Linked DNA regions of Mus musculus: all the other regions are linked to region 1. The links are chromatin loops, found by intact Hi-C in ENCODE. Cell type or tissue: heart. All regions are shown on one strand.

Region 1 (4,000 bases):
CCGCGTGGGTCGAGCGCGCTGAGTGTCCCGTGCCTCTTTCCTAGGCAAAGAGAAGGAGCCCCTGGAGTCGCAGTACCAGGTGGGCCCGCTGTTGGGCAGCGGTGGCTTCGGCTCGGTCTACTCTGGCATCCGCGTCGCCGACAACTTGCCGGTGAGTGGGCAACGCCGCCTCGGGGAGGGCGCGCGGAGGGATGCTTTGAGCAGGAGGGTCTGATGGAGACTCGGGGGTCTTCTTCCAGGTGGCCATTAAGCACGTGGAGAAGGACCGGATTTCCGATTGGGGAGAACTGGTGAGTGAGCCGGAGCCAGAGACCCTCTCATGGGTGGGTGGGTGGCGACGGGCGTGCCGGAACCGGCGCGCTAACCCTCGCCCTCACTCTGCAGCCCAATGGCACCCGAGTGCCCATGGAAGTGGTCCTGTTGAAGAAGGTGAGCTCGGACTTCTCGGGCGTCATTAGACTTCTGGACTGGTTCGAGAGGCCCGATAGTTTCGTGCTGATCCTGGAGAGGCCCGAACCGGTGCAAGACCTCTTCGACTTTATCACCGAACGAGGAGCCCTACAGGAGGACCTGGCCCGAGGATTCTTCTGGCAGGTGCTGGAGGCCGTGCGGCATTGCCACAACTGCGGGGTTCTCCACCGCGACATCAAGGACGAGAACATCTTAATCGACCTGAGCCGCGGCGAAATCAAACTCATCGACTTCGGGTCGGGGGCGCTGCTCAAGGACACAGTCTACACGGACTTTGATGGTGAGCCAGGCCCCGGGGAGGGAGCTGCCCAAGGTGCCGGCCTGGAAGCCTCTGGCGGCCTCGGCTCCGGCCCTTTGTAAAGGTCATTGGGCCGCCTGGCTCAGAGCTGGCAGGGGTGGGGCAGAGGCGAGCTTCCCGGCATAGTACAGCCGGGGATTTCGAGCTGGTTGAACGAACCTGCAACATTTCTGGCGTGATTGGGGTTTTGTTGTTGTTGTTGTTTTTGTTGTTGCTGCTGGTGTTTGCTTGTTTTTCTTTTCAGCAGGAATTTATTAAATTCCATGCTTTCCCGGTGAATAAGAGGTCGTGGGTAGCCGGCTGTAGCCCAGATTTCTAAAGTATGACCCACTTTTCCCTCCAGTAGGAGGTGGAGCCGTTGGTGGCGGGAGACATTGGTGCTGATTTTTTTCTTTTTCTTTTTCTTTTTTTTTTTTTTTCTTTTGTAGTTTTGTTTTGTGGGGGAGTTTTAAGGTAGTTCTTAGAACTGCAGGGTTTTGTTTTGTTTTGTTTTGTTTTGCTTTTGAGGGTAAAGGAATAAGAGCCGCGGTTTCACCCCACTTGGGGGTGTTGTGGGGTGACGAGGCCTGGAATGAATGTTGTGAAATAAGATCTGTTGCTGGTTTGAAAATTAGTTGGGAGTCTCCGCTGGGAGGATGAAAACCTATCTACCATAGGGAGGGGCTTGGATCGCGTTCTTTCAGCAGTGGAGGGCAGGAATAGTAGATCAAAGCGCGAGGGTGGGTCACGATCCGAGTGGCTCACCCGGACAAACTATGGCCTTTCAAAACTTGTGACTCTGGCTTGTGGTTTGAATTTCTTTGGAGGATGCCGGGCTGGGCTGCGTTTTTTGTATTTAACAGTTAATGGCTGGCTGAGTCCTCCCCTGTGTTTTTCCCCCCCTGGGCAAGTCTTTGCTGCCCCCTGTTGAGCACCACGAGGCTAGCACCTTTTTTTTTTTTTTTTTTTTTTACTCCCCAAAGTTTGTAAACAGGAATCACGTGGTCTGAAACCAGCCCTGCAACTGTACCTTTCCAGTCTAGGGAGTGGGAGAGTGCAGTGTCTATGCCTTGCTTGCATAGAACCCGGAGGAAAGCACACCCTGAGTTAGTTGTGTATAAAGGCCCTCACCTGGGCCCGGTCTAGATGAGACTGGTGTGGCAGGGCCCTGGGGTCCTTGTAGTTAAAGGCTAACCCACTGAGTGGGGCCTCTAGACTTGAGCTTTTCGGTGGCTTTATTTGTCTTTGGGCCGATGTGTAAGGGATTTGGGTTTAGGGTTTTTGGGCTCCCAGAGAGCTACCATATCATTTCTTCATTTTCTGTCTGGACCAGAGAGGCAGAGATGGAGAGAAAAAAAAAATATGGTTGTTTTAAAGTCAAATCTGCCTGTCTGCCTCCTGAGAGCTGGGATTAAAGGCATGTGCCACCAAACCCGAGCCAGGCAGTGTCTTTATTAAAAAATATTTGAAAACCTAGTGGAGGTGGTGGTTCTTGCTTTTAATCCAGCCCTTGGGAGGTAGAGGTAGGCAGATCTCCGAGTTCAAGGCCAGCCTGGCCTACAGAGTCACTTCCAGAGCTACACAGAGAAACTTTGGAGGAGAAAAAAAAAATTAAAAGAAGCGGCTCAGACTAGCTGCTTTGTTAACTTTTTTTTTGCTAATGCTGGTTTCTTTCTATTCCCTCTGCTGGTAGGGACCCGAGTGTACAGTCCTCCAGAGTGGATTCGCTACCATCGCTACCACGGCAGGTCGGCAGCTGTCTGGTCCCTTGGGATCCTGCTCTATGACATGGTCTGCGGAGATATTCCGTTTGAGCACGATGAAGAGATCATCAAGGGCCAAGTGTTCTTCAGGCAAACTGTCTCTTCAGGTAACTTCCCTCAGACACCCCCAATCCTTCCCAAACCCTGGTTCAGGGTTGGTTTGGGGATTACAAGAGTGAGAGAGTATTCCTATCCACCTTTTTATTTTTATTTATTCATTTTCTTTGGGGGAGAGTAAGGCCTTAGCCTGCCTCTGACCCCCAACTGCTGGGACTCAAGAGATGGTGGGTTTTCACTGGGTCAGAGTACTCCATTTGGGCTCAAATTGGAACAAGTTTTATATACATCCCACCCCAACCCCCAGACCCTGTAAAATCTAAGTACCAGCAGAGACCCAGTCTCTAAACAAAGTTTAAAAAAAAAAAAAAAAAAATGAAGGTTCCGGATAGTGTCAGTGGAAGGCGTGAGGTAGGTAGGTGAATTGAATCACCTCATCTTGCTCACTGGTGGCTCATCAAAACCCTTGTCATCCTTCCTATTTCTAGTGAGTGGGTGTCATGGGAAAGGCCCGAGCTATTGAAGTCTGAAACCACAGGTTTAAGAGGGGAGGCACTTTTTTAACTGAAAGCTGATTGCTGGAGGCTTTCGGTATCCGTTCTTTCCCACCGGGCAGTGTTTGGTATAAAAAGTACCGTGCCTCTTTAAAAACCCCAGACTTGTAGGTCTGGGGAAGAAGACCTTTGCATTACAAAAACAAGTTGAGTCATCTTTAACCTCTGTCTGCCCCGCCTTCTGCAGAGTGTCAGCACCTTATTAAATGGTGCCTGTCCCTGAGACCATCAGATCGGCCCTCCTTTGAAGAAATCCGGAACCATCCATGGATGCAGGGTGACCTCCTGCCCCAGGCAGCTTCTGAGATCCATCTGCACAGTCTGTCACCGGGGTCCAGCAAGTAGCAGCCTTTCTGCTGCTGTCTGTCAGACCCTCCAGGGAGGGAGAGCTTGTCTTCTGGCCTCCCAACAGGACCCTGCGTGACGATGCAGGGACAGCAATGACAACTCATTCCAGACTCCAGGTCCCTGGAGGAGCCTCCCACAAGGGAAAGAGACTACTTCACTGGTCCTGGGCCCCTCTTTGCGCGCCCCGCCCCCAGACTCAGCGTCTAGTGTTGCTGGGCTCCCCTGAATCCATCCCTGGTTGGGGGTGGGAGTGGATCAGAGCCCTGTCGATGGAACTTTAGTCACCATGGAGACTGGGTCACCAAGATGGGCCGGGGGGGGGGGGGGGGGGGGGAGAGGAAAACAGTCTGGGGGGTGGGATAAAAACTAGCACCATATTTAAGTCCCTGTCACCTCTTCCAACTCCTGAGTGCCTTCTGTGGGGACTCCGCCTGTGCTGGGAGAAATACTTGAACTTTACCTCTTACCTGCTGCTTCTCAAACTCTGCCTGGGTTTTGCTTCCTTCCTCTCCTCTCCTTTCCCATCCCCC
Region 2 (4,000 bases), 110 kb before region 1:
GTGTGTGTGTGTGTGTGGTGTGTGTGTATGCTTGTGTGGTGTATGTGTGAGTGTGGTGTGCATGCATGTGTATGTGTGTGAGGTGTTTCTGTCTGTGTCTGTGTGTACGTGTGTGTTTTGAACCAGGTTCTCAGTTTATAGCCTTGTAGCCCTGGCTGGCCTGAAACTAGCTATGTAGCTCAGGCTGGTCTTACAGAGAACCCCCTGCCTGTATCTCCTGAGTGCTGGGATTAAAGGCACACAAGTCCACACCAGGATGCTCTGGGTGTTTTATCACCATGATCGAATTCCACTGCTTTCCAGATGAGGACATCTACTCAGAGAGCTTAACTGCTTGTCTCTGGGTCACACAGCTGGTGCGTAGGAGAGCCAGTGACATGGGGGGAGGAGGTAGAGAAAAGAGGGCGAAGGAGTTGGAGAGACATGGATGGGAATAAAATGGACATCTCCGTCTGGCCCCTCCTCCCCTCAGGGATGCTTGGAGTCAGTGAGATGGCTCAGCGGGTCAGGATAGAAGTTCCTCAAACATTGAAAATAGAACTACCATCTGGCCCAGCTGTGCCACCCCCTGGCTGCACACCAGGACCCTAAGTCAGCACTCCACAGGGATGCCTGCATATCTGTGTTTCCTGTTGCACTATCTCTGAGAACTGGACCAGCCCACATGTTCATCAACAGATGAATGATAAAGAAAATGTGTCACATATGCAGAGTGGAATTGTATGCAGCCATGAAGAGGAACACTGTTGTGACATTTGCATGAGATGCGTGGGAGTTATTGCATTTAAGCAAAATAAGCCAGACTCAGAAAGACGGACACCAGACATGGCGTGTTTCCTCTCTTTCATGGGACCTGGATTTAAAAATGTATAAATATGTCTATATGTTGGGTAAAGTAGGTCATAAAACAAGAAAGGGAACCATGAGACAGGAAGAAGAGATCCTAAGGGGAAGAGTGAGTAGTGAACACAGGACATAAGAAAACAGAAGGGGTAGGTAGGAGGGGACCAGCATGGGGAAATGGGGACCCAGGAAGGGAGAAGAGGAAAGAGAAAGTAAGAAAAATACATGCAGGAATGCTACAGGGGAACCCATGCTTTGTGCTGACTTTAAAAAAATAATTTAGGGGCTGGAGAGAGAGAGTTCAGGAGTGAAGGACATTTCCTTCTGCAGAGGATCCCATAGCCCAGGGCAGGCAGCTCACAACTTCAAGCTGCCTGTAACTACAGCTTCAGGAGAGCCAGAACACTCTTCTGGCCTCCAAGGGTGCACACACGCACACATGCATGCGCACACGCATGCGCACATGCACACGATCTTTGCATTGGAGAGATGGATTTTGCAGGGACCTGGGTTCAGTTCCCAGCTAGGGAAGGGACCTTGACACAAGGGATCATGACCATATATATGTCAGAGCCTGGACAAAGCTTACCTCCCCCTGACTTCCCCTGTGGGACATTACTCTTCTGCCCAAGGGTCTGAGCCGCTACCGGCACTCGGGGCTCTGAGGAACTTCAGGCTCCATTTGTTCTTTTCTTCTTGTTGTGATCTGAGTGCCCTGTGTTGCCAGCACAGCATCTTTCCATCCGGAGCCACACCCTCATCTCCAAATCAGCCCGTAGACCCCAGTGTGAGTCCACACAGATACAGATGAAAAGGGAAAGGCCGGGGAAGGTGGGATGAGTCAGGACACTCAATAACTGACAGTTTCCGAGTCACATACAGCTAACACTAGGGGGCAGCATCTCCCAGGAGTTAGTGTCCAGCCCACTGTAGAGCCACTCCTCCGCCAACCCCCTACAGTTTGTGTCCACTAGGGCAGGGCATCTAGATTGGGTTACCTCAGACTGGTCCTCCACCCCTGAGGATGGAGACGGAGACGGGGATGTCTGCTGAATGAATCTGTGCATAGCCTGATAGGCAGTCATGTGAGCTTCTTGTCAGCTTTTACTTTACTTTACTTTAATTAATTAATTTATGTATTTATTTTAAGATTTATTTATGTATATGAGTGCACTGTTGCTATCTTCTGACACACCAGAAGAGGGCATCAGATCCTACTACAGATGGCTGTGAGCCACCATGTGGTTGTCGGGAATTGAACTCAGGACCTCTGGAAGCATCTCTCCAGCCCCCTACTTTTATTTTATTTTATTTTATTTATTTATTTTTTTGTTTTTTGGGGGTTTTTTTGGTTTTTTTTTTTCAAGACAGGGTTTCTCTGTGTAGCTCTGGCTGTCCTGGAACTCACTCTGTAGACCAGGCTGGCCTTGAACTCAGAGATCCACCTGCCTCTGCCTCCCAAGGTGTGCGCCACCACACCCGGCTCTACTTTTATTTTTTAATTAAGGTTTTATTTCTTTCTATGTGTGTGAGTGTGTGTCTATGTGCACCATGTGTGTGCATGTGTGGAGGAGACCAGAAGAGGCCCTGGATCCCCTGGGATTCTGGGTCTCATGTGCCCAGGCTGTTCTCAAAATCAATGATATTAAAGTCCTGATCCTCTTGTCTCTCTGTGTTCCGTTTATGTAGTAGTGCTGGATCACAGAGATGTGCATGGCGGACAACTCTCTCCCGATTGAACCAAATCACCCCCTCCTCAGAAGGAGTCCTTCTCGCCCTAAGCCCGCCTGCTTCCAGGTCAGCATGGATTCCATGGGAGCCCTTGCTCATTCTCTTCCACATTCCCACGCTGCTCCTGGCTCTAAGCCATGACGCTGGTTTAACCCCTGAGTGTCGGTGCTAATACCAAACCTGATCACACGACTCCTTCTAATTCTGAAACTGTTGAGGTTTGAATGAGATGTCTCCCACAGGCCGGGCGTTTGAACACTCAGTCCCCAGTTGGTGACCCTGGTGAGGTTTAAGTGCAACCTTGCTGAAGGAAATATGTCAATGGAGGTGGGCTTTGAGGTTCAAAAGCCCCTCGATATCCCCAGTTCTCTCTCTCTCTCTCTCTCTCTCTCTCTCTCTCTCTTTGCTTAGTGCTGCTATAGTTCCTTGCTCTGATGGTGTGATGGTGGATTCTTTCTCTCTGGAACTGTAAACCCAGATAAATCCTTTCTTTTATAAAGATGTGTTGAGTGGGCTGGGCTGGAGAGATGGCTCAGTGGTTAAGAGCACCAACTGCTCTTCCGAAGATCCTGAGTTCAAATTCCAGCAACCACATGGTGGCTCACAACCATCCATAATGAGATCTGATGCCCTCTTCTGGTGTGTCTGAAAACAGTTACAGTGTACTTAGATATAATAATAAATTAATCTTTAAAAAAATATGTGTTGATCATGATATTTTATCACAGCAATAGAAAAGTGACCAAGCTGTGTGTCAGGAGGTGGTTCCCATCTACAGTGGTGTCAGGTTAGAAATCTGTCTGATGGACTCCTCCTTTGTGGGTCACTAGGCCCTTTCGATCTAGCCCCTGGGTCACCTCTCAAAAGATAACCATCTGTACTGGCTAGTTTTGTGTCAACTTGACACAGCTGGAGTTATCACAGAGAAAGGAGCATCAGTTGAGGAAATGCCTCCATGAGATCCAGCTGTAAGGCATTTCCTCAATCAAGGGGGAAAGGTCCCTTGTGGCTGGGACCATCTCTGGGCTGGAAGTCTTGGGTTCTATAAGAGAGCAGGCTGAGCAAGCCAGGAGAAGCAAGCCAGTAAAGAACATCCCTCCATGGCCTCTGCATCAGCTCCTGCTCCCTGGCCTGCTTGAGTTCCAGTCCTGACTTCCTTGGTGATGAACAGCAGTATTGGAAGTGTAAGCCGAATAAACCCTTTCCTCCCCAATTTGCTTCTTGGTCATGATGTTTGTGCAGGAATAGAAACCCTGACTAAGATACCTTCTCTATCACCAAGGCTCCCAGATGCACCCCCAGGGCCTTTGTGCCTGTGGCTCCTTCAGCAGAGATTCTCTGGCACGTCCCCTGATAGACTGAGACCCCTGCCTTAATGGCCTTCCTCTGGGAGGCTCCCTGACCAGCTTCCTAGTCCCCCTTTCCC
Region 3 (4,000 bases), 71 kb before region 1:
CCACCCTGGACTACATGAGGCCCTGTGTCATCATTCCAAAAAAACCAAGGCCAGGAGTGGTGTTATGCACCTTGAATCCCTGTACTTAGGAAACAGAGACAGGAAGAGCTCTGTTAGTTCCAGGACAGACTGGGGCTGGTCCAAGTCAGTCAGAGGTTGCAAAGTGAGCCCCTGTCATCCCCCCCCCCCACACACACACACACACGCTCCTTTTCTCATGCACTTGAGCACACACCCATGACTCACGGGTCATGAAATCCAGGCACTGGAACACACACTTGCAAGCTGAGGCAGGAAAATCTCAGGTTCAAGGCTAGCCATGGTTACATGGGGGGCGACATGACAGAGTGAGGGAGAGAAGGAGGAGGAAGGAAAGAAGGGAAGCAGGAAAAGAGAAGAAAAGAGAAGAGGAAAACCAGCCATGTGTGTCAGCTCCAGGAGGCTGGGGCAACAGACCTCTAAGCACAGGTCCCCTACACAACAAAACCGGCTTAAAAAACCAAAGAGGCGGGTCTACCTCAGCCATCTGTAACTCTTCCTGGTACTGTATACACAGGGTACACACATGTACCTACAGAGAAAAACACCCATATACATAAAAATAAAACAAAGGTTAATTTTTTTTAAATAGGAGCCAGACATGTGGTGTGCACACAGTATGTCCCCACTTCTATGAAGTTCAAGTCTAGACAAAGCTAGCTGCCGGTGGAAGTCTGAGCAGCAGCTGCCTCGGGTAGGGAAGAATGCCCTAAGAAGCAGGAAGCAGGGAAGGGAAATTTACAGGCACCTAGGACTAGCTGGCACTCTGAAGGGCTGAAGGCACCACACGTATATGCATATATGCATATATATATATTGATTGATTGTAGTGAGCTGGAGAGGTGGCTCAGTGATTAAGAGCACATTCCCAGCAACCACATGGTGGCTCACAACCATCTGTAATGGGACCTGACGCCCTCTGCTGGTGTGTCTGAAGACAGCGACAGTGTATTCACATACATAAAATAATTAAAGCTTAAAAAAAGAAAAAAAGAAAAGTGTCAAGTAGGCATTATAAAAAAGGTAGGCTTTTTTTTCTTTTCTTTTCTTTTTTTCTTTTTCTTTAGATGTTTGTTTGTTTATAGTCTTTAAAGAGAGAGTTTCTCTGTGTAGCCCTGGCTGTCCTGGAGCTCACTCTGTAGATCAGGCTGGCCACAAACTCAGAGATCCACATGCCTTTGCCTCCCCAGAGCTGGAATCAAAGGCGTGTGAAACCACTGCCTGGCAGGCAAGATTTTAGCTTTTTTCTGTTTATGTATTGTACCTCAAATGAAATAAAAATAAGCTGGATGGGAATATAATATTCCAAATAAACCAATATGCAGCAGATCAATTGGCTTCCTTTTTTTTTTTTTTTTTTTTTTTTTTTTGGATGTGTGGTTTTTCGAGACAGGGTTTCCCTGTGTAGCCCTGGCTGTCCTGGAACTCACTTTGTAGACCAGGCTGGCCTCGAACTCAGAAATCCGCATGCCTCTGACTCCTGAGTGCTGGGATTAAAGGTGGGCGCCACCACGCCCCACTTTTTTTGTTTGTTTGTTTTTGTTTTTGTTTTTCCGAGACAGGGTTTCTCTGTGTGGCGCCACCACACCTTCAATTGACTTCCTAAACACTATCTTGTGATACATTCTATTTCCCAACAAAGCCTAAATTAAAATAATGGTTTCAAGGAGTATTGGTGCATGCCTTAAGTCCCAGCACTTGGGAGTCAGAGGCAGGTGGATTTGTCAGTTCGAGTCCAGCCTGGTCTACAAAGCAAGTCCCAAGACAGCCAGGGCTATGCAGAGAAACTCAAAAAAAAAAAAGTGTTTGCAAACATTTTTGAAAGTTATTTTTGTGTATGTGTGTTTGTGTTTGGGGGTGTGTATACCACGTGTGTGCAGACATGCTCAGAAGCCAGAAGAGGGTGCTGTTGTGTGCTGCCTAATGTGAGAGATGGGAGCTAAACAAGGTTCTCAGAAAAGAGCAGCAAGCATCCTTTGCCACCGTTCTCCAGCCCCTAACTCATCTTAATACAAATCTAGCTTAAAAAAAAATCCAGGAAATGAGCTTAAACACCAAATCAAATGTAATGAACACGTTTCGACGTCTGTTTCACCTTCACAAAGAACTGACACCTGAGGCGGCAGAACCTTGCTGTTGGTTTTTTATTTTTGAGACAGGGTCTCTTGTATTCCAGGCAAGCCTCCCTGGTTATGCAGCCACGACTAACTAGCCTTGGACTCCTGGTCCTCCTCGCTCAGCCACATTGGGATTACAGTTGTGTGTCTCCACACCTAGCTCTAACCTCTAACTCTGGGGTCAGGCTTGCTTCAGTGAGCCTTCGAGGAAAGAGCTCACACATACACATCCCCACACACATGGTACCTGGGATGCCTAGAGATCCTGCCCACCTGCAGAGCCTGGCTCACAACATACCAGTGTATGGTGTACACGGATCTGGGCCTGGCACCCACCCACAATGCTTCCAGTCAGCACTTGTATCCAGACAATAATATCCTGTAATTGCAGCTCGGATTTGGAATTTGTATCTGAGAACAGAAGGGCACAAGTGAGTCCCTGATTAAACAGGTCAGATAACGATATATTGCAACCAGGACCTCTGGAATCTCTTCCCAGGGCCTTCTTGTTACCCAACGGCTCATTGCAGGCAGCTCTGTCCTCTGACATTGACGCCTCCACCCCTCCTTCCCACCTCTGTCCTATCTGGGCCCAGAGTTGGCACGCTGAAGCTCACTTTGCCAGCCAGCACCTCTCCTGACCCAGCTCTACCCACGCCCAGCCTCCCTCTGTGTCCAAGCAGAGGACACTGGCCTGCCAGGTTTCCTTGCCTTCCTCTTGCTGCCCCAGCCCCTACAAAGAACACTCTGAATATAAACAAACAAATCCACTTGGGGTTTCCCCTCACCTTTACAGAACTGCACTGCCTGGCAGTCTGCTGAGCCCATGGAAATATCCCGTACCTGCCTAATATTAAGTCACCAGCTAGTCCAGCCCTGGGTGGCTGGTACCATCAAGAACTGAACTTTGGGTTTGGGGCTGGAGAGATGACTCAGCAGTTAAGAGCACTGACTGCTCTTCCAGAGGTCCTGAGTTCAAATCCCAGCAACCACATGGTGGCTACAATGAACTTATAATAAACAAACAAACAAACAAACAAATCTTTAAAAAACAAAACAAAACTGAACTTTGCGCTATCCTAGTACTTGGCAGGCAGAGGCAAGTGGATCTTTGAGTTCAAGGACAGCCTGGTCTACATTTTGAGTTGCCAAAAAAAAAAAAAAAAAAAAACCAAAAGAATAAAAACAAACAAACAAAAACAATTAAAGTTGCTTTAGTAATTTTTTGTTTTGCTTTGTTTCTCCAGCCAGGGTTTCTCTGTGTAGCCCTAGCTGTCCTTGAACTCAGGGATCCTCCCGCCTCTACCTCCTGAGTGCAGGGGGATTAAAGGCTTATGCCTTCACACCTGGCATGTATACATTAAAATTGAAGCACCTGTGACTAGTGGCTACTACAGAGGGACAGAGAGAGAGTCCTCCCAGCATCCTGAGGGCCAGCATCTCTGGAAGGCCTCCAGACTGCTAAATATAGAGATCTGTCCATACCAGCTCAGAAAGGCCATCTTCTCCCAAGTGCCTGGGACACTGGCTGGACCATCCATACAGAGTGTCAGACTGTTGCAAATGGAACCCTTGATGTAGGGAGTCACCCGGAAGCCTACCCTAGCTCTCAGGGCAGTTCAAAACCCCAGCACTGCTAGAAAGTCCCATCATGGGTCTTTTCTAGAACATGCTGAGGAAACACAGGAGAACTATACCATGAGTACTTGGAGCTGATCATGTCCCCCAGCCCCCCAAAACCCTAGTCCTCAGCACGGTGGTTCTGCTTCTCCCTCACCTCTATCCCCTCAGCATACTCCCACCCCCTACAACTGTATACTCCGAACCCACATCCCCATACCCCT
Region 4 (4,000 bases), 56 kb before region 1:
TGCTGAAGTACAGCTGAGTAAGGGTTGTAGTCCAATGATTAAATGATTAGAGCTGGCTTCCATGTCCCCAGCTGACCTCACCTCAAGCAACGCTCGCTGCACCTGGGCCTCAGAGGTCATTCATATATATATATATATACATATATAAATGTACACACACACACACACACACACACACACACGTCCTTGTGTAGGATCCAAATCCAGTTCCCATCACCCACCACTGCCTGGGGCTGCAGCTCCAAGGATTCACTTTAGAGGGCACTTGCACACATGTGCAGAGACACACACAAACATTTAAGAAATCTTCTCTGGGAGCGATGGCACACACCTTTGATCCCAGCACTCCGGAGGCAGAAGCTGGCTTACCTCTGTGAGTCCAAGGCCAGCCGGTCTACAGGACTTACCTGCAACCTGCCTTACCCATCTTGCCCCAGCTGTGGTGCATCTGGACTACTCAATGACCTGACATCCTTCCCACTGTTCTTGAGACCCAGGCTCCCAAAGTTCCTTTCGCAGAGTACCTTTCTACTCAGTTGCCCTTTTTCAGATCAAAACCTCATGGGTGTGCCTCTATGGGTGGACTCTACGTCTCATGCCTACGCTTTAGTTGCAAGGGTTTCTGGGAAAGTAAAAATTCTTCTCTTTTACTTTGGGGAAGTGGGATTTATGAAGTCAGAAAACCCTACGCACAGGAAAGTTGATCAAAGGACGCTGAGGCTCATGAGACACGACAAATGTCACACAAATTGTGGCTTGGCTTATTCCTCTACATATATGGAATGGCTTAATTATATCATTGCAACAGAGTCTACTATAGGCCAGGCTGACCTCAAACCCACTTTGTAGTTGAGCATGACCTTGAACTCTTCATCCTCCTACATCTTGCTGGACTCAGAGGCCGGAAGCACCACACCTGCCCTTCTGTGGCGCTGTGGGAGGGAGTTGAGGGTGCTTGGTGGGGCTGGGGTTAAAAGCGCTTGCTGATGTTGCAAAGCATCAGAGTTTGATTCCTAGCACCCACATGAGGGGCCTTACAACTATTAACACCAGCTTGAGGGGATCTGATGCCCACACAGAGGAACAAAAAAAAAAAAATCCAGTTTGGTGGTGGTGCACACTTTTAATCCCTCCATTAGGCAGAGGCAGGTGGATCTCTGTGAATTTGACATCAGCCTTGTCTACAGAGTGAGTACTAGGCCAGTCAAGGCTCTATAGGACTGTGTATTAAACAAAACAAAAACTAAAACTAAAAGTCCTAGCAACTAAAGAGGTGAAAGAGGTTTTTTAAAAAAAAAAAAAAAAAAAAAGCAAGCACCTGGCCTAGGGGTGCACTCCTTTAATCCCAGCGCTCCGGAGGCAGAGGCAGGCGGATTTCTGAGTTCAAGGCCAGCCTGGTCTACAAAGTGAGTTCCAGGACAGCCAGGGCTAAACAGAGAAACCCTGTCTCGCCCCGCCCCCCCCAAAAAAAACCATGTATGTGTTTAATAAAATGTGTATGTTTCCCCTCTCTTAAAAAAAAAAAAAAAAAGCCGGTTGTGGTGATGCACGCCTTTAATCCCAGCACTCGGGAGGCAGAGGCAAGTGGATTTCTGCAGAGGCAGGTGGATTTCTGAGTTCGAGGCCAGCCTGGTCTACAGAGTGAGTTCCAGGACAGCCAGGGCTACACAGAGAAACCCTGTCTCGAAAAACCAAAAAAAAAAAAAAAAAAGCAAAGCAAAGTGCGTAGGACCTCAGTTCAATTCCCAGCAACTCCTGGGAATCTAGTCTCTGGCCGGCCTGCACCCACATGTATACATCCATATACACACCCAGACATGAGCATAAATTATAGTAGACAGGTTTTGAAAGAATGAAATAAATAAGCATCGACTGGTGACCATGGGCCACCCGTCTTCCCAGCCCCTCAGACCCGGGTCAGATCTCCTCAGCATCAGGCACATTTCCCATCAGAGCCTAATTCCATTCTGCTGATTATCTGATGGATGTCTGCCTCCCGTGGCCTACAGGGAGCTCGCACTGCTGTTCTAGACCTAGGAAGACCGACAAGGCCCAGCCACACCAGGTCAGGACCGGGCTGCAGGGCAGAGAGGGGCTGAGACCAATCACAAAGACACTCTGCAGCCAGCCTCCCGCCTGCCTCCCGGTCCCCAGAGAGGAGCAGCTGATGGGTTTCTGAAGCTCTCCAATCCAATTATTGCCCCCTCCTCGCTGGTGGAGGCCGAGCCGCCACGCCCTTCCCCGAGGTGGAGACTGGTGGGAAGGGAAAAGACGATGCTGAATTCTGCACATCGTGACCCACCACCTCCTGGCAGAAGACTGGCTCACCGTTACCCTGAGGCTGCTATGACAGCGCCCGTTTCCAGGCGACTGTTCTCGGGGAATGGTCTGTTTTGGCAACCGGAGGGCCCCTGGGTAAAGGGGCCTCCGTAGGCCGTACCATTTGCATAGCAACCTCCTCCCTCCCACGAGCAACTCTGCGACATGCGACAGCCGGGGCGCCCGCCCCTGTCCTCGGCCTGGCCCGCCCCGCGGCTCAGCTCCCGCAGCCCTGTCACGGCCTGCGTCCTTTGGGAGCAGCGGCTACCCGCCCAGCCAGGGTATTTCCGGAGAGGCTTGGTACCCAGGAGACCAGGGGAAGTGTGCTGGGGGCAGGGGGGGGGGGCACAAGTGGGGGGAGGGGCGGTGAAATATAATCTTTCAAACCAGAGTCTGGTAGCATCCCAATGCGTTGTGGATAAGGGAGGATGGCTTATAAATGTTTATTTAGGTAATCCGGGAGCGTGGCCATGGTGGGTACTCAGAAAATGCCTTTTGGGTCAGGTCATTGGTAGGAATTTGGAAACTCGTGGCTTGAGGAAAAAAAACAACAACACTGAATTTTTTTTTTTTTGAGAGTCTCATTATGCAGCCTTTGCTGGCTGCTATATGGACCAAGTTGGCCTTGAACTCAGAGAAATCCACCTACTTCTACCTCCTAAGTGCGGGAACTGGAACCTGGCCCAATACTGACTTGTCCGTTTGTCTTTTACTGTTCGAATTCACTAATATTGTTTTTTCTTGTAGCTTTTTTTTTTTTTTTTTTTTTTGGTTTTTCAAGACAGGGTTTCTCTGTATAGCCCTGGCTGTCCTGGAACTCACTCTGTAGACCAGACCAGGCTGGCCTCGAACTCTGAAATCCACCTGCCTCTGCCTCCCGAGTGCGCCACCACGCCCGGCTCTAAGTAGCATATATTAATCATACATAATAGTAAATATTTCATCATGACATTTACGTACATGCATAGAGTTTATTCTGATCTCGGTCACAGCCCCACTTTAAAAAAATATTTCCTATCTAGAAATACCTGCCAGTGATGTTTTGGGGGGGAAAAAAGCCAAATACTTGCAGGCAGAGTTGGTTTATCTAATTTGAAGAAACTGAAAGAGAATCCTCGGAGTCCTTGCTCCTTCCGGTGCACACCCACCCCATTCCAACGACAACGACACGCACCCCACCCCAACGAGTCCTGTGATGCCAACTGAGATGCCAGGCTGGACCTTCAGAGCACAGGAACCGCCCAAGGACACTTGCCTTCACTGGAACCCAAGAGGGGGCTGGGCAGAGGCAGGTCACCCCAGCTGAGTGATCATATTACCCTGGCAGCTGTCCAAGGGGCGTTTCCCAGCTGCACCTGTTTGTAGGACGATTGCTTTTATCAGTATTGACACAGCAGCGGGGCTGGGAACAGCATTGCAATAAATAAATGGGGGGGGGGGGGAGGGGGCGGAGCAGGGGCAGAGCCACTGAGGCCAGCAGAAAAGGATGAGGTCTTTTGATTGTCAGCACTTTCAGTTCAAATCCCCCCCCCCTCCCTGGAATCTCTGAAGATCCTGCAGGCTGCCTTGTGCATGGGAGCCCTGGGTCTTAAAGAGACAGAATTGCAGAATCACCTTATGGTCCCTTCACGTCTGGCTCAACAATTAAAAGCAGCGGCTGCTTTTGCAGACGACCGAGGTT
Region 5 (4,000 bases), 440 kb before region 1:
CTTGAGTGTGTATGGCCTAGGGAATACAGGTCAGCCACAAAACATAGTTACTTCCAATATTAAAACAGAGCCAGCAAATTACCACCTTCTAGACTATGAGATGACCCAGTTCCTAACACATTAGCATTCAAGGTGCTCTACCAACGTGGCTTGGTAGAGTGCTTGCTTAGCATGCATGAGGCCTTAGGTATCATCCCTGGCATCACATGAGACCAGGCATGATGGTACATACTTATAATACCAGTGCTTGGGAGTTAGAAGCAATGGGGTCAGAAGTGCAAGGTGTTTTAAAAAAGCAAACAAGAAAGATGGTAGTGGTTGCACACCTTTAATCCCAGCACTCAGTGGCAGAGGCAGACAGATCTAGAGAGTCCCAGGATAGCCAGGGTTACATAGAGAAAGGGAGAGAGGAGAGGAAACAAAGGAAAGCAGAGAGATGGCTCGGTGGTTAAGAATGCTTCTTGCTCTTGAAAAGGACCTGAGTTCAGCTCCCAGCACCCATGTCAGGAGGTTCACAACTGCTTTGTAACTAACTTCAGGGGTCTGATGCCCTCTTATGGCCTTTGAGGGACACACACACAAGATAAATCTTAATAATCTCAATAAGCGTTCTTAGCTATGTAGGGAATGTAAGGCCAGCCTACAGGGCAGGGAAGAGTGCTGTATGGCAATTCATGCCTACAAAACACAGGGCATGACAACATGCACACAAAGGGTCTACCTTAATGGCTGCCCATGAGGCAGGGGATCACAGGGACCTCCTGGAAGAGACAAAAAAATATGCAAAACAGGAGGTGAAAATAGAAACCACTGCCTGGTGATAGAATTAAGTCACCCACTTAGTATTAAAAAGTTAATAATAAAATTTGGGGGCTGGAGAAATGGCTCAGTGGTTAAGAGTACTGACTGCTCTTCCAGAGGCCCTGAGTTCAATTCCCAGCAACCACATGGTGGCTCACAACCATCTGTATGCCTTCTTCTGGTGCGTCTGAACAGAGTGACAGTGTACTCACATTAAATAAATCTTTAGAAAATAATCATAAAATACGAGCACAATCAGAGATGGCTCAGGGGTTAAGAGCATTGGCTGCTCTTCCAGAGGACCCAGGTTCAATTCCCAGGACCCACTCTGCAGCTCACAGCCCTCTTCTTAGCCTCTAGGGGCATACATGATGCATGCCATACATAAAACACCCAGACGAATAAGACCAACAGGGAAAGGAAGCAGGATGGCTCTGGGCTCAACAGTGATACATAGTAGGTGCCTCACCACAGTGTGGGGCTCAGAAGAGCTTTCTGGGAGGACGGGGATCATTAGACACACCCACTCCTGTCAGTGCCAGGATTCGTGCCCCGGGCCAACCTCCAAGACCTGACAGAAGATGTTAAGGGTGGCTTGGAGAGTAGAGGTCACAGTCACTACTTTGGGGTCTTCATCACTGTTAGTTCACGAAACCCATCAGGATGCCAGGACATTGCCACCAACCATCACTGTAACTGATGACAGTGGCCTGGGTCATTATGGGCACCAGCCAAACGCTGATTTCCAAGGTTCCACTGCTGTTTCCTATGCCAATGGAATGTACCTATAAAACGGCAGTCACGGGTCTTGGTGGCATATGGTGGTGGGGGGTGTGGGGAGTAGGAGCCTGTCTAACCAGCTGGCCACCGCCCCGCCCTGGGCACAGAGTCTGTAGTTCCGCCTCAGATCACAAGGTGGCAGCAGCTAACAGTTCCAGACAAGCAAGGGATCCCAAAAAGGCCTTCAAAAACAGCTATTCCATTTTATTATGTTTCGTTTGTTCTATATTTTATTTGAAAGAGGGTCTATAAACTAAGAATAACCTTAAACGTTTTTCTCTTTTTTTTTTTTTTTTTTTTTTAAATTTGAGAGCTCTCTATATAGCCCTGGTTGTCCTGGGTCTTGCTATGTAGGCCAGGCTGGCTGTGAAGTCACAAAGATCTGTCTACTTGTACTGATTGTGTGTGTGAGTGTGTGCATGTGCATGCACTCATGCTTGCCCGTGCAGCTAAGTGGCCTTAAGTGTGAGGCGTGGAGGTGGTTCTCTTCACCTGGTGTGGGTTTTGGGGATTGAACTCTGGCCATCAGGTTTTCAAAGCAAAAGAGGCAAGGGTCTTATCTCCCTAAGTCATCTTTTGCCCTAGAAGGTGAATCTTTCTCTATACTTGTTGGCCCCTCCCATTCACTATCATAGAGACGTTTATGTGTATGTGTGTGTGGGTGCTCGAGTGCGTGTGCTCACTTGTGTGCATGCTTGAACACGCACGCATGTCCTCTTGAGTACATGCAGGTAAGGTGTGACTATAGGCGTGTGTGTAAAGCCATAGTGTAATGTGTGACTGTTTCTGTAGCTGGCAGTGTGTGAGGTGTACCCTTGTGACTAAGTCTGGGTAAAAGTGATGTAACTGTGTGTGAGACTATGTGGGCGACTGGCTATACGGGATGTGCCCCTATCATTGAATGTGGATGATGGCCACTGGATGACTGTGGGGTGGAGGGTGGGGATCAGCAGGCTCAGGTGTCGCCAGAGAGGCGGGAGGAAACTATAAACCTGGGCAATGGCCCCTTATCAGCGAGTCCTTCTGCTGGGTCCACAAGGGCAGAGGGCAAAGTCCATGCAGATAAGAGTGCTGGGCGCCAGAGGTATTTAGGAAGAGGAGGTGGGGTCCTACACTTGGAGTCCAGGGGAAAGAAAGAGCCCATGCTAAGTTCCATGAAGCTCCTAGATCTGGGATGGAGCAACACTGAGTGCTCAAACAGCCTGATCATCTCTTATACAGTGGGCAGGAGAAACGACCCTCCCAGGCTCAGCTTCTCCACCTGTCTTATGGTAGAAGGCTGTGGTCACCTTTATAGACCCTGCATATAGACTGGAGAAGACTCTGCTTTAACACACTCAGAAGCGTCCTACGAAGGGACCGGTGCTCATGAGGCATTGTGGACGAGAGAGACTGGGAGAGGAGCCCACACAGAGCCCGGCAACAGCACTGCTAGCTATAGCTGTTATTTTTCAGTCCTCTGCCACCCCAGCCTTCCAGGGACCACTGCCCTCTGGCTAGCACAAACCCTGGCTATCCCAGGGTGTGGGTGTCTGAAAGCACCAGCCAGCCTGAGGGGCTGCCATTGTGGTGACCTTGGAGACCAACCCTAGCCAGCTTCTGCCAGGGCTTCTGGCAGCTGAGCACCCCAGTTCTCTTAAAAAAACTCCATCTCGAGGAGTTTCTCCAGTTTCTCCTTTTGTTGGGAACGGGGCCGGGGAGGCTTGGGTGTCATTAGGGATTATTTTCAAACTACCGCCTTCCATCAGGTGCTGGCTAGAGTCTACTGGTCACCATGGAATTTCTTTTTTTAGTGTGTCAACAGCCGGGTTGTAGGCAGCTGTCCCCCAGCCAGGGCGGGAAGCCGCCTGTTACCCCGAACTGCCCGGCTCGGATTTCCTGGGCAGACACTTGCCTGCCTTTCATCTCACAGTCACGGAGCCCGGAAAGTGACTTCGAGACCACACGTCTTGTTGTGTCTAGTTATTCTGATGGCTTCACCTGGGAAGCCCTTTCCAAACATCAAAACCACACAAGAAGAGGGCATTTGGGTGGCTGGAGAACCTCTTCACCCGGGCTGCCCCTCGGAGGTGGTGGGCACAAAGTGCCAAGTCAGAGAGGAAGCTGAGAAAGCATTAAAATTCCCATCACAAGCTAATGTGTGTCTCAGAGCTAGAGCTGGTCCTGAAGCCCAGGAAGCAGGGAGGGGGTGGAGGAGGGAGTTAGAATTGAAAGCTCTGAAGGAACCTGGCCCTTTAAGAGAGGAGAGTGTGTGTGTGTGTGAGTGTGTGTATTTATGTGTGTGTGTGTGCATGTATGTATGTATGTGTGTGTTGATGTGAGTGTGTGAATGTGTGTGGGTGTATATACATGTGTTTATGTGGTTGTGTGAATGTGTGAGTGTGAATGTGTGTGTGTATGTATTCACATATATGGGAAT
Region 6 (4,000 bases), 95 kb before region 1:
TAGCAAGATCCCTTCATGGTGACTGTCTTCCCAGCTCTTGGAAGGAGAAGTGGTGTGTGTGGAGGGGGGGGGGCGTTGGCTATCTGGTAAGTCCCTATGTGATAAATAAATAAATAGCTTAGGCAGCTGAGTTTGATGTGTGGAGTTTGCATGGTGGAAGAACCACTCCCCTAGCAAACAAGTCTGGTAGCGCATGGCACACAAGCACACACACACATACACACACCACCATCACCACCACCACCACCACCACCACCACCAAATTTGGTGACTGCACACTTCAAACCCTCTCAGCCCTTCGTGGAAGCAGACCAGTTCAAGGCCATCCTTAGCTACAGGGAGAGTTGGCCACCAGCCTAGTAGTTTGTGCCACATGAGACTATGTATCAAAATCAACAACAAAACAAACAAAAAAAAATCTTTTCTAGACAGATTTCTAGCGTCAGCCCAAATGAGAGATTGGCTACATCCAGAATCCATTTCATGCCAACCTGAGATCACCTATCATTTTGCCTGAAGTCTCACGGGTGGCACCCAGTGTGGGCCTGGCATAGCGCCATACTGATGAGGAAATACATAGATAAGGGGAAGAGTGTAGTTCTGTCTCCAAGGCCTTGGCACTGAGAGTGCCACCTGCCCACAGGCTCAGACAGCCACGTGTGGACATGAGCACCTGCCATAGTCCTCCTGAGTATGGTGTCTCCCGGGTCCTTTCGGTTGTTCCTTGACACCAGCAGTGCTACTTTCTGGCCAGCAGGTGGTGCTGTGTGCCTCTGCTGCAGGCTGGTCCAGCCTTAAAGTCTCCCTTGCTGTCAGGAATAGAGAGGACTGAGCTGGCACAGAGCCCACAGGGTATCTGGGCTGCTTGGGGGCTCCTGGACGGAGGTGGGAGGATGGGGTAGGGCAGGCCATTCTGGTTTTCCTATCAAACAACCAGGGGTCTGGTGCCTCCCATCCCAAACGCCGATTAAGCCATGTTAGTCTAAAGCCAGACCTGAGGGGACCCAACAGGACCTCTTAAGTTTTGGGCAGCTCTGGGCACAGAGGTTAAGGAGCATGGCCTCAGAATCCTATTGCTGGCTCTGCTTGTTTGTGTGTATTTTTAATTACTGTCTGTGTATTGTTGTTGTTGTGATTGTTATTATTATTATTATTAATGAAAGAGGGTCATGATAATCCCTAAAGTGAGGTTGTGGTATTCAATTGTGGGGTAGGTACTCTTGAATGGTCCTGTATCCCTCAGAAGTTGGAGACAGACTTAAGAGTCATCAATCAGTTCCTAAACCTGCCAGCGCTATATGAGAACCAGAGTCAAAAAAGAGGCTCAGGGAGAGGCTGGTCTATACTTAAAAGCACTTCTACTCTGGTTTGGGTCCCAGTATCCACGTGGTGACTAACAATAGCTTGTAACTCCAATCCCAAGGGATCTGACACCTTCTGACCTCCATTAGCTCCGGCATGTGTGTCGTTCACATGCACACACACACACACACACACACACAATCACATAAATAATCTTAGCTTTTTTCTTTAAGTTAAAACGGGGGCGGGGCGGGGTGGGGGGAGGGATGCTGTCTGGCTTGTTAGATTTCATCTGAGCAGCCTCACCTCCCAAGCTGCAGGTTGGCTGCATCTGGGGTGGAGTGTGTGCGTTTGTGTTTCCATCCAGTTCCTGGGTGGCCCTGGTGCTGCTGTGATTCTGGCGGACCCGGGTGAGAACCACAGGAGGCTAACAGTCCCAGGAAAGCCAGGGTTTTGCACCAGGCAAACAGCAGTCGCCTCCAGCGAGGAGCGGATGGAGGCCAAGGAGACAGATGGGCACACCCCAGGGCAGCAAGGGTCCCTGGGGAGGAGACACCTCCCCCCTCCACCAGGAGCCTGGGCGGAAGGAAATGGAGGAGGGTCGATCACCCTTTCCCGCCACATCTGTCAGCATGGCCAGCCCCGCCCCCTACGGGCCCTGCAGGGAAGAGGTGGACCCAGGCGCGGGCCCAGGCAGATGGCCGGCCTCTTCGATCCACGTGGCTGCAGCGTTTCCCTGGAACGGGCGGGTGGATCAGTTCCCCCTATCAGCCTGGGCCTTTGCTTCTGGGAATTCACGTTTCCTTTCTCTTTCCTTTCCCTTTTCAATATTAGACTTTAAACAGATTATCATTAAAAACAGTGCAAGGCCGACGATACAGCGCGCCGCAGTGCAAGTCGGAAAAGTTAAAAAAAGAAGAAGAACAAGAAAAAGAAAAAAGGTGATATTAACACCCCAAACCAGTGTTTGGTGAATAATCACTTCAGGACCGGGCCAGTAGCTCCGTGGCAGGGAGCGTGCCTGGTATTCAAAAGGCTGAGGTTAAACCCCTGCAGTAAACAAAACTCGCTGGGGGTTCTTTGAGACACAGTCCCAGTAATTAGACTAGCTTGGGACTTCCGACCCTCTGGCCCACACCTTAAATGCTGGGATCCGTATTCACCACCAATACTGGGTTCACTTGGCAAGGGGTCTGCCATCTGGACTTCATGCATGCTAACCAGCAGCCATACCTGCAGTCCTTCATGCACATACCCGGGGGTGTTTGTTCGTTGGATCGAACTCGGGCTTGGTGGCAAAAAGCCTTACCTGCCTTACCCGCTGAGCCATCTTGCCAGCCCCTTTTTGCCCTTTTTTGGGGTACTTTTGAGACAAGGTCTCACTCCATAGCTCTGACTGCCCTGGAATTTGCTCTAAAGATCAAGAGACCCTCCAACCTGTCATCCTCCTGCTCCTGCCTCCGGAATTACAGCGATCCCACGTGTGCGATACCTGGCGATAACATTAATAAAGTTCATTTGCTTTTCCCTGCCTATGTGTCTGCCTGGCACGGGACATTAAATCCAATTGCTATTGCAGAGTGAGCATGGACCTTTGACATTACGATACATAGGAAAACTAAGGTGAAGGCCCACACAGTGACCCTAGCGAGATAGGAGAAAGCGTCAGCCAGCGGGATTTACACCCCTTCCTGCTTCAGACTTGCAGGCTCATTATTTATTTATTTAGCTTCTCTAAATAACCCCAGGGAAGGGCTGTAGGCCTTAAGTGCTGCCTTGCATTTCAGAAGGCTCGCCCCAGGGAACTTCCTAGAAAGGGACTCACTGGGTCAAAGGGCATGGGGGTGTGAATACTCGGTGTGTTTAAACAAACTGCTTTCTGAAGAGGTTGCACAGGTTGACGTGGGGGTGGGAGGGGCAGTGATGGCGGCTTGCAGGTGCCGAATGGTACCAAACCCTGCCTGTGAAATACAAGGAAGATACTTAAGGACCCACATACACACACACACACACACACACACACACACACACACACACACACACACGGCAATCACCCGGCACAGGCCACCCAGATGCACACCAAAGCATGCGGCGCTGCCCTTCTGCTTGGGAAGCCAAGGTTGCTCAGGTCCTGTTTCATGTCCAGTCTGCATACAAACAGGACTTCAAAACACACCCTATAAGTATCCCCCACCCCACCTCATAGCCCCTTTCCATCTCCCCCAACCCCATCCCTTGCCTCCTTGGCAGGTCCCCAACTCGACCGGCCAGGAAGCAGGGTGTGGTGGTGCTGAGTGCTGTCAGTCCTAGAACCCTGAGTTACAGGCCAGCCTGGTCTACATAGCAAGAGCCAGGCCCGCAACATATGTCTCGAAACAAAACTAAAAAAAGAGTCTCGGCCAGGGTGGCTCACTCCTGTAATCTCAGGAGCTGATTTCGAGACCTGGGGGGGGGGGGTACTGTGAGTTGGAGGCCAGCCCGGGCTACAGAATTAAATCCCCCCACCCCCAAAAGACCAAGCAAGGAGCCACATGCTCATAACCTTAACATTTGAGAGATGGAGGCAGAGAACTCAGGAATTCAAGGCCTTTCTTGCTCGCATACCAGGTTTGAGGTCAGACTAAACAAGAGCAGGGAGATGGTTCTGTCTGTAGAGTATTCGCCTCTAAGCAGGAAGGTCTGACTTCCATTCCTGGAA
Region 7 (4,000 bases), 220 kb before region 1:
AACTCAGCTTTTAATTAGTTAGGCCTGAAAACCTCTGCTATATCCAATTCATGACTCCTGAGTCAAGGTCCCTAAAAGACTAACAGACAGTTGAAGGTGACATGGGGCTCTAGGTCTCTGTCACTGTGTTACCTCTGACATCATGGGGGCTCATTCCTGAGTCCACCCAAAGCATCATAGGTGAGTGTCCCTGACCACTGCTTGGCTATGTGTGGTCTTGGTTTCTTTGCTTTTCTTTTTCTGGGCAAATCCCAGTTAATGTTTACCGAGTGATGCTGCCACAGAAGGTAGAATAGATTCATCTACACTCTGTTCCTAGCTCGGAACAGTAAATGTCTCTTCTTGGGAGACATCATCAATAAGGTTTAATCCCCCAGATTTTTTAAAAGGTTTTTTGTTTGTTTGTTTGTTTGTTTTTGTTTTTGTTTTTGTTTTTTATATGTACATGAGTACACTATTGCTCTCTTCAGACACACCAGAAGATGGCAATGGATCCCATTACAGATGGTTGTGAGCCACCATAAATTGAACTCAGGACCTCAGGAAGAGCAGGCAGTGCTCTTAACTGCTGAGCCATCTCTCCAGCCCTTCCCCCCTCCAGCCCTGTTCAAGAGAACAGCTAGAGATGCCTTGGAAAGAAACTCCCCAAAGCAGCCCAGTCTGTGAAACACCTTTTTTTTTTTTTTTTTTTTTTTTTTTTGGTTTTTCAAGACAGGGTTTCGCTGTGTAGCCCTGGCTGTCCTGGAGCTCACTCTGTAGACCAGGCTGGCCTTGAACTCAGAAATCTGCCTGCCTCTGCCTCCCGAGTGCTGGGATAAAAGGCTTGCGCTACCACTGCAAGGCTAGCCCTAAATTCTTAAAGACATTCTCTGTTCTCTTCCAGCCTGTCATCTAAGGAGGCTGCCACTCTGATCGTCACTGTTCTCTGTAAAGCTGGTGTCCTTAGGGAAACAGAACTGTACCTCTTCAGTGCAGTCTCACCTGTCTCTCTTTGCCTTGCAGCTTCAAGTGATGGGAACTCTGCTAACCCCAGTTCTCTCACTCGGTGAGGTTCTGAAAAGGGGACTTTGAGAATTTCCAAGGCCACCATAGATGAATTTAGGCTCCATATATTCTCCTTTTTAGTTTTTTTGTTTTTTTGTTTATTTGGTTTTTCGAGACAGGGTTTCTCTGTATAGCCCTGCCTGTCCTGGAACTCACTCTGCCCGGCAGCTACAGACAGTTCTAAGCCATTGTGTGGGTGCTGGAAAGTGAACTCTGGTCTTTTTCTGGAGCAGCAGGTGCTTGTAACTCCGGAGCCCTTTCTCTAGCCTGTGTAACTGTCATTTTAAGGGGTTAAAAACAAAGTCAGTTCTGGCAGGCTTAGTATGTCAGCTGAGGGTACAGGTAGTAGTGGGTGTCAGGAAAGGAGACTTATTTGTGCCTGTATGGGGAGAGCGTAGAGTGGCCTGGTGGCCTGGAGTCTTTGCTCTGGTTCATCTGACCCCATCTCACAGTCACCATGGCTTTTGAGTTATAGCATCAGGGCTGAGCCCAGCATTTTGTTTCAGGTCCCCGGGTAGAAATCAGTTAAAGGTTCTGATATAGAGGCTTGAGAGATGGCTTGGCTGTTCAGAAAGCTGTTTTCCCAAAGAATTTGAGTTCAGTTCCCAGAATCTATATCATTCTGCTCACAGTTGTCTGTAAGTCCAGTTCCATGGGATCCGGTGCCTCTGAAGACACTTATGTGCATGGAGAAGCGTACACATACTACACACACACACACACACACACACACACACACATATACAAACAGTTGCTGACTGCCACTCCCTATTTGTGAGAGAAACCTGCAGTCAGTTAACCAGCTCCATAAACCTGTTTGGCTGGTTCATGGTCAGGTGTTGTGAGAATGTTCATGTTACAATATATAATTCTTGAAGCAGTTTCCTAAGAGTACAGTGCTTAGTGATGCTTACCACAGAACCAGCAGTCAATAGATACAAACGAGTGAGCCAAGTGTAAATGGGAATGAATTGAGTCAATGAGTCCGGACCCCTAAAAAAATTTTTTTATTATTATTATTATTGTTGTTATTAATATTTTGAGACTTCTACGACTGAGAAGGCGCAGTAGTGCCATCTGGACGTCAGGGGGAGCAAGAGCACAAGCTTTTCAGATACCGCGAGATTTGCCCCGCGCCCCGCGCCCCGCGACCTCGCCAGATCTGTTTCGGAACCTGGGGCGCAAGGAGCTTTTCCTTTGTGTTCCAGCCCTGGCCGGCGGCGCGAGAACCACTTCCGGGTCGCGCTGCCGGAAGCAGGAAGTTGTTGGCCCACCCTCCTCGCCCGGCGGCTGCTGTCCCCGAGGCGGGAGGAGCCCGAGAGGGCGCGGGCCCGCATGTGAGTGACTGGGGCCCGAGGCCGGGAGGGGGGAGGCCGGCCGCCCTCCGCGGCCGCCGCTGCCTCGCGCCGCCCTCCTCGCCGCTCCCGTCCGCGTTCTGCTGACTGACAGCACCCCCGACCGCTCCCCGGGGCAGATCCCCTCTGACATCTTTCCCGAGGCTCCGCGGGGAGGGTGACGGGGTCCGACACTGCTCGAACTTGGTTCGCAGACGTGGCGGCCGTGTCCGAAAGCCCTGACCCCGCTTGCCAACCTGTCACAGATGCCTTAGCGTCACCCCTGAATGGCCCCTTCTTAGACATCTTAGCCCAAATGTTAAGGAGGAAGTACTTAATTTAATTTTATTTATTTTAATGTGGACTTAATGTGATAAACTTGGCGTCTCAGAACGTGGCATGGCACACTGACCCGTTTGCAGTCAATCGCCTGCCAGTACGAGAAAAATAAGCTGCCTAGTGTTTCCTTGCATTTTAAGACTTAAACCTTGCAAGCCATGTGTCGTGAGTATGCTATGTCAGAAACATAAAGGGACACGTTTGTCTTTTCACAGTGCCAGGCACAATGTCTTTCACAATGGAAGTACAGATTCACAAACTGGGTTTCGTTGGCTGCAATTTTGCCAAGATTTCGAGATTTCCCTTGACAGCTGGCCATCACCGAAAATAGAATATATCATTCCAGTCTTCACTGGTGATATTAACTCTCACCGGAGACTACACATCCCACAGTAATTATATGTCTATGTAGGCTATTGAATAGCTGTGTAAGGGGTAAAGAGGCCACAGGAGTTCTAAGAGGCCTTACATGAAGCAGAAGACAGATGTAAAGAGAAAGACAAGTATTCATGATAAGGTATGAAGGCTTTGGAGCTGAGGGAGGCCCGGAGCTAGACTTCACCATTGAGGTGAGCTTGGGAATGAACTGGAAGATGGTCCAGAAGGACACACAGGTGGCCACATCAACAGTGGCAGGAAGGGGAGGATCTTGAGCTCCAGAGATTGGTAGGAGTTCTCTGCTGTCAGCCTTTAATGAACACACTCGTGGTTACACGGGCAATGGGGGCTCTTGTCATTATAGCTTTAGAAGTGTTCATGGGGCTCAAGTGAAGGTGATCGATTTTTGCCACTTTCTAGGGCATATGATAAGTTGGTTTTATTTAGTGTATTTGATAATGGATCTCCTGGTGTGAATTCAGTACCCTTATGTGTTCATAGAGTTCTAATTTATTTTGATAAGTTATGGTTGGTTGGTTGGTTGGTTTGGTTTGGTTTTCCTCCCTGGCTAGCCTGGAACTCACTCTGTAAACCAGGCTGGTCTCCAGCCCTCCTCTGCCTCCCAAGTGTTGGGATTAAAGGCGTGTGTCACCTCATCTGGCAGCCTCGATAGGCCTATAGGTGGAAAACTCTGTTTATTAACTTTTAGAAGTAAGTGGTTGTCAGTCCGTTCTGCGTGAGAGACGCTAACAGGTGGTGGAACCCTATGCACAGTGAGGCGTGGTGTGGTCTTCCTGCTTCTGCATTCCCACTTAAAATAGAGCCAAACGCTGCTTTTATAGAATGGAGTCACCTCGGGCAAGGTACAACCTGAAAACTGCTGTTTCACACAGTATGAAGTAACA

What was found. A loop is a pair of places that touch in the nucleus more often than their neighbours do. Peaks named below come from ENCODE experiments on the same cell type or tissue, not always from the same donor. Only the 100,000 strongest peaks of a DNase experiment are listed, where the experiment ranks them.
Region 2: a loop joins it to region 1, with 4 times the contacts of the local background. A loop is called at or near these places in 32 of 42 quality-filtered maps.
Region 3: a loop joins it to region 1, with 4 times the contacts of the local background. A loop is called at or near these places in 14 of 42 quality-filtered maps.
Region 4: it touches region 1 in a loop (2.9-fold over the local background); 16 of 42 quality-filtered maps call a loop at or near these places.
Region 5: it touches region 1 in a loop (2.0-fold over the local background); 2 of 42 quality-filtered maps call a loop at or near these places.
Region 6: a loop joins it to region 1, with 6 times the contacts of the local background. A loop is called at or near these places in 32 of 42 quality-filtered maps.
Region 7: it touches region 1 in a loop (2.3-fold over the local background); 7 of 42 quality-filtered maps call a loop at or near these places.

The regions. Positions count from the first base shown.
Region 1 is chr17:29,491,281-29,495,280 of GRCm38, forward strand. It overlaps Pim1 (proviral integration site 1), which reads left to right. Exons shown (of 6, transcript NM_008842.4): 2 at 45-151; 3 at 240-290; 4 at 385-751; 5 at 2,442-2,618; 6 at 3,310-4,000. The coding sequence ends at 3,467. Gm26885 (predicted gene, 26885) reads right to left here and starts at 264. Exons shown (of 4, transcript NR_168683.1): 1 at 1-264. In heart, CTCF peaks have their summits at 73 and 1,651 (motif pointing left); DNase peaks (open chromatin) are centred at 691 and 1,531; H3K4me3 peaks cover 3,571 bases; H3K27ac peaks cover 3,250 bases.
Region 2 is chr17:29,379,909-29,383,908 of GRCm38, forward strand. No RefSeq gene overlaps it. Among named protein-coding and RNA genes, the nearest start is that of Fgd2, 21 kb to the left of the region's middle. In heart, CTCF peaks have their summits at 1,760 (motif pointing right) and 1,959; DNase peaks (open chromatin) are centred at 533 and 1,733.
Region 3 is chr17:29,420,587-29,424,586 of GRCm38, forward strand. No RefSeq gene overlaps it. Among named protein-coding and RNA genes, the nearest start is that of Gm36199, 12 kb to the right of the region's middle. In heart, CTCF peaks have their summits at 952 (motif pointing left) and 1,922 (motif pointing right); DNase peaks (open chromatin) are centred at 2,775 and 3,605; H3K27ac peaks cover 1,746 bases.
Region 4 is chr17:29,434,935-29,438,934 of GRCm38, forward strand. Gm36486 (a long non-coding RNA gene) reads right to left here and starts at 2,645. Exons shown (of 2, transcript XR_876726.3): 1 at 2,329-2,645. All of the region lies in intron 1 of Gm36199 (a long non-coding RNA gene), which reads left to right. RefSeq lists an enhancer at 1-424. In heart, no CTCF peak of the experiment used is centred here; DNase peaks (open chromatin) are centred at 2,477 and 3,617; H3K4me3 peaks cover 2,220 bases; H3K27ac peaks cover 3,653 bases.
Region 5 is chr17:29,047,633-29,051,632 of GRCm38, forward strand. No RefSeq gene overlaps it. Among named protein-coding and RNA genes, the nearest start is that of Gm41556, 6.7 kb to the right of the region's middle. In heart, a CTCF peak has its summit at 1,715 (motif pointing right); DNase peaks (open chromatin) are centred at 1,309, 1,659, 2,589 and 3,399; H3K4me3 peaks cover 612 bases; H3K27ac peaks cover 969 bases.
Region 6 is chr17:29,396,325-29,400,324 of GRCm38, forward strand. No RefSeq gene overlaps it. Among named protein-coding and RNA genes, the nearest start is that of Gm36199, 36 kb to the right of the region's middle. In heart, a CTCF peak has its summit at 1,951 (motif pointing left); DNase peaks (open chromatin) are centred at 767, 1,947, 2,497, 3,117 and 2 weaker places; H3K4me3 peaks cover 2,139 bases; H3K27ac peaks cover 3,794 bases.
Region 7 is chr17:29,266,622-29,270,621 of GRCm38, forward strand. It overlaps BC004004 (cDNA sequence BC004004), which reads left to right and starts at 2,167. Exons shown (of 9, transcript NM_030561.3): 1 at 2,167-2,381. In heart, a CTCF peak has its summit at 2,132; DNase peaks (open chromatin) are centred at 1,449 and 2,320; H3K4me3 peaks cover 1,878 bases; H3K27ac peaks cover 2,173 bases.